Regions from separate parts of the Homo sapiens genome. Here region 1 is linked to region 2. Evidence: chromatin contacts called from ENCODE Hi-C or POLR2A ChIA-PET data. All regions are on one chromosome and are shown on one strand. Each heading gives the region's core, a stretch centred on a gene start or an enhancer-like site at or near the end of the contact. The rest is flanking DNA. Distances are from core to core; before and after follow the strand shown. Region 1 has its middle 4.9 kb from the start of LRFN3. Region 2 holds the start of PRODH2 (proline dehydrogenase 2).

Region 1 (3,993 bases), core at 673-3,172, 120 kb before region 2:
CTCACTGCAACCTCCACCTCTTGGGTTCAAGCTATTCTCCTGCCTCAGCCTCCTGAGTAGCTGGGATTACAGGCATGCACCACCACGCTTGGCTGATTTTTATTTTGAGACGGAGTCTCGCTCTGTCACCCAGGCTGGAGTGCAGTGGCATGATCTTGGCTCACTACAACCTCCGCCACCCGGATTCAAGCGATTCTTCTGCCTCAGCCTCCCGAGTAGCTGGGATTACAGGCACGTGCCACCATGCCCTGCTAATTTTTGTATTTTTAGTAGAGATGGGGTTTCACCATGTAGGCCAGGCTGGTCTCAAACTCCTGACCTCAGATGATCCACCCACCCCAGCCTCCCAAAGTGCTGGGATTACAGGCGTGAGCCACTGTGCCTGGCCATTTTTAAAAAAATTTTTAGTACAGATGGGTTTTCACCATGTTGGCCAGACTGGTCTCGAACTCCTGACCTCAGTTGATCCGCCCACCTCAACCTGGGATTACAGTGCTGGGATTACAGGCATGAACCACTGTGCCCGCCCTTTTTTTTTTTTCTTTAAGAGAAATGGTCTTGCTTTGTCGCTGAGGCTGCCATGCAGTGGCATGATCATAGCTCCCTGCAGCCTCAAACTCCTGGGCTGAAGGGATCCTCCCACCTCAGCCTCTCAAGTAGCTGGGACTACAGGAGCATGCCACCATGCCAGGCTAATTGTTTTATTTTTCATGGAGACACGGGGTCTCGCTATGTTGCCCAGGTTGGTCTCAAACTCCCAGACCCAAGCAATCTTCCCGCCTCAGCCTCCCAAAGTGTTGGGATTACAGGCGTGAGCCACTGCACCCAGCTGGGACAACATTTGAAGAGAAGGTCACCTGGACATAAAGGAACAGGCCTATTTAGGCAAGAAAATAATCCCTGGATGGAGATCCCTGTGCAAATCAGGAACCTAAAGACTCCAGCTGTTGACACAAACCACTGCTGATTCAAGTGCTAATCAGAAATCTGATCCCTGTGAACAGAAACCTGTGCTGATTCATGTGCTAACTATAAATCTATGTTGATTGTCAACTTTGTCCTGAAGCAGGTCTAAGTCACAAATTTGGGCAGGAACAAGCGCTGGTAATCAGCGACTCAAAGAGATTCACATGTTAATGACCATCTTGACTTGATTCATGTGCTAATTACAATTTTAGGATAACTGAATAGGGTGATGAGATATTCCTATGAAGAAGAGCCCAGACTTGGTAGCCCGACAGCCTAGTTCAAATCCCAGCTCTGCCACTGACATGTTGAATAACTTTGAGCAAGTGATTCGCGTTTCTGGGCTTCAGCTTCACTCCTAGAAAGGAGGGCTGATAATATCTCGAATGGTGGCTGGGAGGATTGAATGGGCTAAGATACCTGAAGCGCAGGGAGCGGTAAGTGGCCTAGGAAGTGCCTACTGTGTGAGTCTTAGGTGTAACAGTAGCCTGATTATCATATGCAGCCAACAGGTGCTGCTCTGTCATTCGGTCCTCATAGCGGGCCCCACCTCCAATTTCTTCATTACTACTACCCTTTCGTGGGCCAGGTTCAGGGGACTTACCCTCTGGAAAATCTTCCCAGAGGTTTCCAGGGCGACCCTCAGCATCCCCAGCACCGTCCCCGCCCCTAACCCTACCCTTCTGGGCCCCATTCCCAAACCGGAGCATGATCACTCAGCCACCACGTGGAGGCAGCAACGCATCGCTTAGCCGCTGCGCGCGCGGCGCATTGTGGGGTGCATAGTCTCGCGAGCCGGTTGAGCGGTGGTTCCGGCCTGGCAGACGAACTACATTTCCCAGAAGACCACGCGACACCCTCTGCCTCACCTTGTTCCAATGTGGAGGCAGAGGCCACACCCACTCCTAGCGCGCCTCCGGAACGGCGCGGGGGATTGTGGGGTGTAGGGACTGGGCGCCGCGCCCGAAAAGGGCGGTGCTGCGCAGGCGCGGGAGGCCGCTGAGCCTGCCCGACGTCAGCACGTGGGTGTGGACCTAAGTCCCGGTCCAGGACCAGAAGCTGCAGCCTCCAGAGCTGCAGAGAAGGCAGCCGCGGGAGCAAGAGCTAGACCGACTATTGAATGTGCCCTGCAGCCACCCTGGCGCCTTCTCACTCTCTTGCATCCCAACGTCCTTGTCAGCTGTGGAGCCTGTTAAAGGCGCTTCGATCCTGGGGGGAAAAAACACACAATTTCCCTACTTTTTTCTCTTTTTCACAGCAGTCCCCCTTTTAAAGCCTTATTAATGTTCAGTCGTACACAGAAATAGAATAATGTAATGATCCTCTAAGTACCCATCACCCAGCTTCAACAATTATCAACATATGGCCAATCTTGTTTTATTTATTCCACCTCCCCCAAAGTTAGTTTAAAGCAAATCCCAGACATCACATGATTTCATCCATTATGTATCTCTAAAATATAAGGTTCTTAAAAAAACATTACTATAACATTTTTATCGCACCTAAAAAACCAACAAATCCTTAGTAGTGTCTTAACATTCATCCTGTCTCCAAATTTCCCTAAATGTCATAGAAATGTCTTTAAACTGTTGGCTTGTTCAAATTAGAATCCGACCAGGGTGCCTGCATTGTACATTGTATTTGTTTGTTACCTCTTTAAGTCTTCTATTTTATAACTGTTCCCTCTCCCTCTCATTCATCTCAGTCTAATTTTTTAATTTTATACTTTTTTTTTTTTTTAAGATGGAATCTCTCTTTTGTCACCCAGGCTGGAGTGCAATAGCACGATCTCAACTCACTGCAACCTCCACCTCCCAGGTTCAAGCGATTCCCCTGCCTCAGCCTCCTGAGTAGCTGGGATTACAGGCATGGGCCACTGCACCAGGGTTTCACCATGTTGGCCAGGCTGGTCTCGAACTCCTGACCTCAGGTGATTCTCTGGCCTTGACCTCCCAAAGTGCTAGGATTACAGGTGTGAGCCACCGCACCTGGCCAAAATTTTATACTTTTTTTTTTTTTAATAGAGACAGGGTCTCACTGTGTTGCCCAGGCTGGTCTCAAACTCTTCAGCTCAAGCGATCCTCCTGCCTCGGCCTCCCAAAGTGTGATTTTTTTTTTTGTTTTTTACAAATTTTAATTTTTTCCTTTCTTTTTGACACTATCCACCTATAAATAATCTCTTCTCAGTCTGATTTGACTGGTTTCCCCTCTTGGTGTCCTTTAATATGTTCTGCCATCCTCTGTATGTCTTGCAAACTGGTAGATCTAGAGGCTGAGTCAGATACACATTCAGTTTGGGGTTAAGTATACTTCAGGGATAATATTAAGATCTCCTATCAGAAGGGACATAATATGTGGTTGTCTTTTTTTGTGCTGCTAATATCTGGTGTTGGTTTTGAGTTTTGTTAGCCAGATCTCTCTATTGGTGTTAAAACCACACCCAAACTTCAGGAAGGAAGTGTTCATATACTCTCTCTCTCTCCATTTCACAAAAATGAAACTTTTTATTGCCAAAGCTCATCCTCGTTGCTAAATTCAAGAGGCAAGTCTCCACCTTCAACTCACTATCCCCGCAACAGTGGCCACCATTCCAGGCCTGTCCTGTGCTGTCCAGTATGGTAGCCACTAGTCACACATGTGGCTATTGAAGACAAGTCCTAATTGTGATGTGTTGCAAATATAAAATATACACAGGGATTTCGAAGACTTAATAGGAAAAAAGAATGTAAGCCGGGTGGGGCGGCTCATGCCTGTGATCCTAGCACTTTGGGAGGCCAAAGCGGGTGGATCGTTTGAGGTCAGGAGTTCGAGACTAGCCTGGCCAACATGGTGAAACCCTGACTCTACTGAAAATACAAAAATTAGCTGGGTGTGATGGCATGTACCTGTAATCCCAGCTACTCAGGAGGCTGAGGCAGGAGAATAACTTGAACCCGGGAGGCAGAGGTTGCAGTGAGCTGAGATCATGCCACTGCACTCCAGCCTGGGCTACAGAGAAACTCGGTCTCAAATAAAAAGAAAAAAAAA
Region 2 (4,115 bases), core at 708-3,207:
GACTCTACTAAAAACACAAAAGTTAGCCAGGCGCGGTGGCAGACGCCTGTAATCCTAGCTACTCGGGAGGCTGAGGCAGGATAATTGCTTGAACCCGGGGGCAGAGGCTGTAGTGAGCCGAGATCGTGCCACTGCACTCCAGCCTGGGCAACAGAGTAAGACTCTGTCTCAAAAAAAAAAAAAAAAAAAAAAAAAGACCTAGGACTTCACGCCTGTAATCCCAGCATGTTGGGAGGACAAGTAGGGTGGATCACTTGAGGTCAGGAGCTCAAGACCAGCCTGGCCAACATGGTGAAACCCCATATCTACAAAAATACAAAAATTAGCCAGGTGTGGTGGTGGGTGCCTGTAGTCCCAGCTACTCAGGGGGCTAAAGCAGAAGAATCACTTGAACCCGGGAGATGGGGGTTGCAGTGAGCCGAGATCGCACCACTGCACTCCAGCCTGGGTGACAGAGCAAGGATACGTCTAACAAAACAAAACAAAAAAATTAAGACATATGGTTTCCATTTTAAAAAAAGAAAATAGGATATAGAAGTCCCCATATCCCTCTACCCCATTACAATTCCTCCCATCCCCCACAATCAACCACCTCTCTGACTTCTGTGATAATCATGTCCTTACTTTTCTTGTCCTCATAGTTTGACCACCCACGCATGTATTCCCAACATTTTACTGCAGTTTCACTTTCCTTGCTTTTATATTTATTGAAAAGTATAGACCAGCCACAGTGGCTCATGCCTGTAATCCCAGCACTTTGGAAGGCTGAGGCGGGCAGATCACCTGAGGTCGGGAGTTCAAGACCAGTCTGACCAACATGGAGAAACCCTGTCTCTACTAAAAATACAAAATTAGTGGGGCGTGGTGGCACATGCCTGTAATCCCAGCTACTCTGGAAGCTGAGGCAAGAGAATCGCTTGAACCCGGGGGGTGAAGGTTGCAGTGAGCTGAGATTGTGCCATTGCACTCTAGCCTGGGCAACAAGAGTGAAACTGTGTCTCAAAAAAAAAAAAAAAAAAAAAAAAAAAAGAATAATACAGCTTGCCCTGTTTGGTGTCTGGCTTCTTTCACTTGACATTGTGAGATTCAGCCACACAGTTGTGTGTATCAGTATCCATTCTTTTTCATTACTGTATAGTATTCCATTGCATAACTACACCACCATATATGTATCCATTCTCCTTTTGATGGACATTTGGGTAGTTCAGACACTGCTCCTCTGAACATTCTTTCCTGTACATGTTTCCTGCTGTCCATGTTTAAGGTCTCTAGGATATGTACTTAGCATGGAACAGCTGGGTTATATAGGTTATTTGTCTTTTCTTTTTTCTTTTTTTGGCGACAGAGTCTCACTTTGTCACCCAGGGTGGAGTGCAGTGGCACAATCACAGCTCACTGCACCCTTGACCTCCCAGGCTCAAGAGATCCACCTTCCTCGGCCTCCTGAGTAGCTAGGACCACAGGTGTGTGCCACCACACACAGTTAATTTTTGTATTTTTTGTAGAGATGGGGTCTCACTATGTCGCCCAGGGTAGTCTCAAACTCCTCGGTCTTGGCCTCCCAAAGTGTTGGGATTACAAACGTGAGAACCGTATTTTCAAATGTATTCAATAACACTACAGCGTTTCCAATTTTAAGAGGAAGCAATTGCCACAAAAGTGATTAAGTAGCCTGTCCTGGATCACAAAGCCCGGTGTCCTGAGCCCAGGGATCCTTGCTCCGGAGCCCCTGCTTTCCCCAGCACATGGTGGTTACCTAATAAGTGCAGGCTGTTGTGCTGAGCATTCTTGGGGGCTGTTACTGGGGTTCACCTCCCGTTTCCGTTACTCTGAACTCTGTCCCCATTTGTTAATAATTAATTGCCCCCAAGGAGCCTGTGATCCTGAGGCTTTGCCCAGTTAATCAGTCACTGCCCCTGGTCTGGGCAAGGGGCAGTTGGTGAACTTGCTGCCTCCAGAGAACCTTCCCTGGTGTGGAGGCAGCCAGGGACCCAGGATGCTCCGGACCTGTTACGTGCTCTGTTCCCAAGCTGGTCCCCCCTCCAGGGGCTGGCAGTCCCTGAGCTTTGATGGCGGGGCCTTCCACCTTAAGGGCACAGGAGAGCTGACACGGGCCTTGCTGGTTCTCCGGCTGTGTGCCTGGCCCCCACTCGTCACTCACGGGCTGTTGGTGAGCAGTGATCCTGAGGACCAGCCTGGAGGCTCCTCATAGCCTGGCGCTGAGCCCTCGCTCCCTGTCACCCAGCTCCAGGCCTGGTCTCGGCGACTCCTGGGCTCCCGGCTCTCAGGCGCATTTCTCCGAGCATCCGTCTATGGGCAGTTTGTGGCTGGTGAGACAGCAGAGGAGGTGAAGGGCTGCGTGCAGCAGCTGCGGACCCTCAGCCTCCGACCACTGCTGGCAGTGCCCACTGAGGAGGAGCCGGACTCTGCTGCCAAGAGTGGGTGAGTAGGGAGCCAGGGCCCAGGGAGGCTGGGAGGACGCAGGAAGGGGCTTTGCTGTTCGGGCCCTGACACCTGCTGGCTGGGCAGTGAGGCGTGGTATGAGGGGAACCTCGGTGCTATGCTGCGGTGTGTGGACCTGTCACGGGGCCTCCTGGAGCCCCCCAGCCTGGCTGAGGCCAGCCTCATGCAGCTGAAGGTGACGGCGCTGACCAGTACTCGGCTCTGTGTAAGGAGTGCAAAGACGGGGGTGCGGGGAGGGCGCGGCTGCCCATCGGGCTCCCCTCACCACCCCGCCTACCACCCCATTTCAGAAGGAGCTAGCCTCGTGGGTCAGAAGGCCAGGAGCCTCCTTGGAGCTGAGCCCCGAGAGGCTGGCTGAAGCTATGGACTCTGGGCAGGTAAGGATCTCAAGCGGGACTGTCGGGGACAGAGTGCCTTGGACTTAGATGCGGCCACACCGCACGCCAGATGTTCAAAATGCTACGGCCACCTCCAGGCTTGGAACAGCCAGCAGAAGTGCAGCTGTAGCTCCCAGGCATGGTTGAAATGGATGGAATCAGGGTCATCTGGGTTCTCAGGGAGGAGCCTGGAGGCTGGAGGCTCTCAGAGGAGGGATTGGGATAGAAGCTGTTTATCAATTAGAAGGAGGTACATCAGTGTGTTCTCAGTCAACACAGCTGCATGGGTGTGAGCTGGCTGGGTGTAAGTTCTGATTAGGCCAATGGGGTCTTAGTTTGTTCATTCAATCATTAATTCCTTTTTATCTCCACATTCTCTTTCAACCCTACTCCATCTTTTTTTCTTTCTTTCTCTCTCTCTCCTTCCTTCCTCTTCCTCTTTTGCTCTCTCTCCTTCCTTCCTTCTTTTCTTTTTCCTTCTCTCCCCTCCCTCCCTCCCTCCCTTCCTTCCTTCCTTCCTTTATTCCTTCCTTCCTTCCTTCTCTCTCCTCCCTCCTCTCTCTCTCTCTCTCTCTTTCTCTTTGTCTTACTGTATTGCACAGGGTGGTCTCTAACTCATGGCCTCAAGCAATCCCCCAGCCTCAGCCCCCCAAAGTTCTGGGATTATAGGTGTGAGCCACCACACCCAGCCTGCCGTCTTGTATAATGCATATCTTTTTGTTTCTATGATTTTGTTTTGCCAGGTGTATACCATTCGTGGGGGGCATATTTTCCCCAATATTCTATTATAAAAATTTTCAAATATACAGAAAAGTAAAAAGAATTGTACATGAACATCCATGCCCCCGCCACCTTTAACTATACTCACTTTAAATCATATCTATCCCTCTATTCCTCTATCCATCCATCAATCCATCTTATTTTTTGGTGCATTTCAAAGTAAATTGCAGACATGTTTTCCCCCTAAATGCTTCAGGATATGAATAATGGGCTCATTAATTAGAGCCCAATAATTATTCGCAGTACTTTTTTTCTTTCAAGGTAAAACAATGAACTACACACATTGTAAATGTGCCCTTTGATGAACCTTAACCAATACACACACTTGAGCAATCCAAATCCCTATCAAGATTTAGAACATGGCCGGGGGCAGTGGCTCACGCCTGTAATCCCAGCACTTTGGGAGGCTGAGGCGGATGGATTACTGGAGGTCAGGAGTTCAAGACCAGCCTGGCCAACATGGTAAAACTCCGTCTCTACTAGAAATACAAAAAT

The links. A loop is a pair of places that touch in the nucleus more often than their neighbours do. ChIA-PET counts read pairs that join two places held with the same protein, here RNA polymerase II (POLR2A). Pooled maps may share reads with other maps.
Region 1: a map of HepG2 shows a loop between it and region 2 (11-fold over the local background). The contact joins the enhancer-like site here to the promoter of PRODH2 in region 2. A Hi-C loop is called at or near these places in 3 of 168 maps with a recorded cell type or tissue (HepG2, K562 and endothelial cell of umbilical vein) and 8 of 50 pooled maps. POLR2A ChIA-PET finds 5 or more read pairs at or near these places in 3 of 52 experiments (GM12878, HEK293 and endothelial cell of umbilical vein).

What each region holds. Positions count from the first base shown.
Region 1 is chr19:35,929,505-35,933,497 of GRCh38, reverse strand. No RefSeq gene overlaps it. Among named protein-coding and RNA genes, the nearest start is that of LRFN3, 4.9 kb to the left of the region's middle. RefSeq lists enhancers at 1,586-1,675, 1,686-1,905. Within about 2 kb of position 1,922, at least 6 of the 41 ENCODE cell types and tissues checked have a DNase peak (open chromatin) inside an H3K27ac peak, as active enhancers do.
Region 2 is chr19:35,810,687-35,814,801 of GRCh38, reverse strand. It overlaps PRODH2 (proline dehydrogenase 2), which reads left to right and starts at 1,957. Exons shown (of 10, transcript NM_021232.2): 1 at 1,957-2,170; 2 at 2,246-2,442; 3 at 2,530-2,668; 4 at 2,754-2,840. The coding sequence starts at 1,997.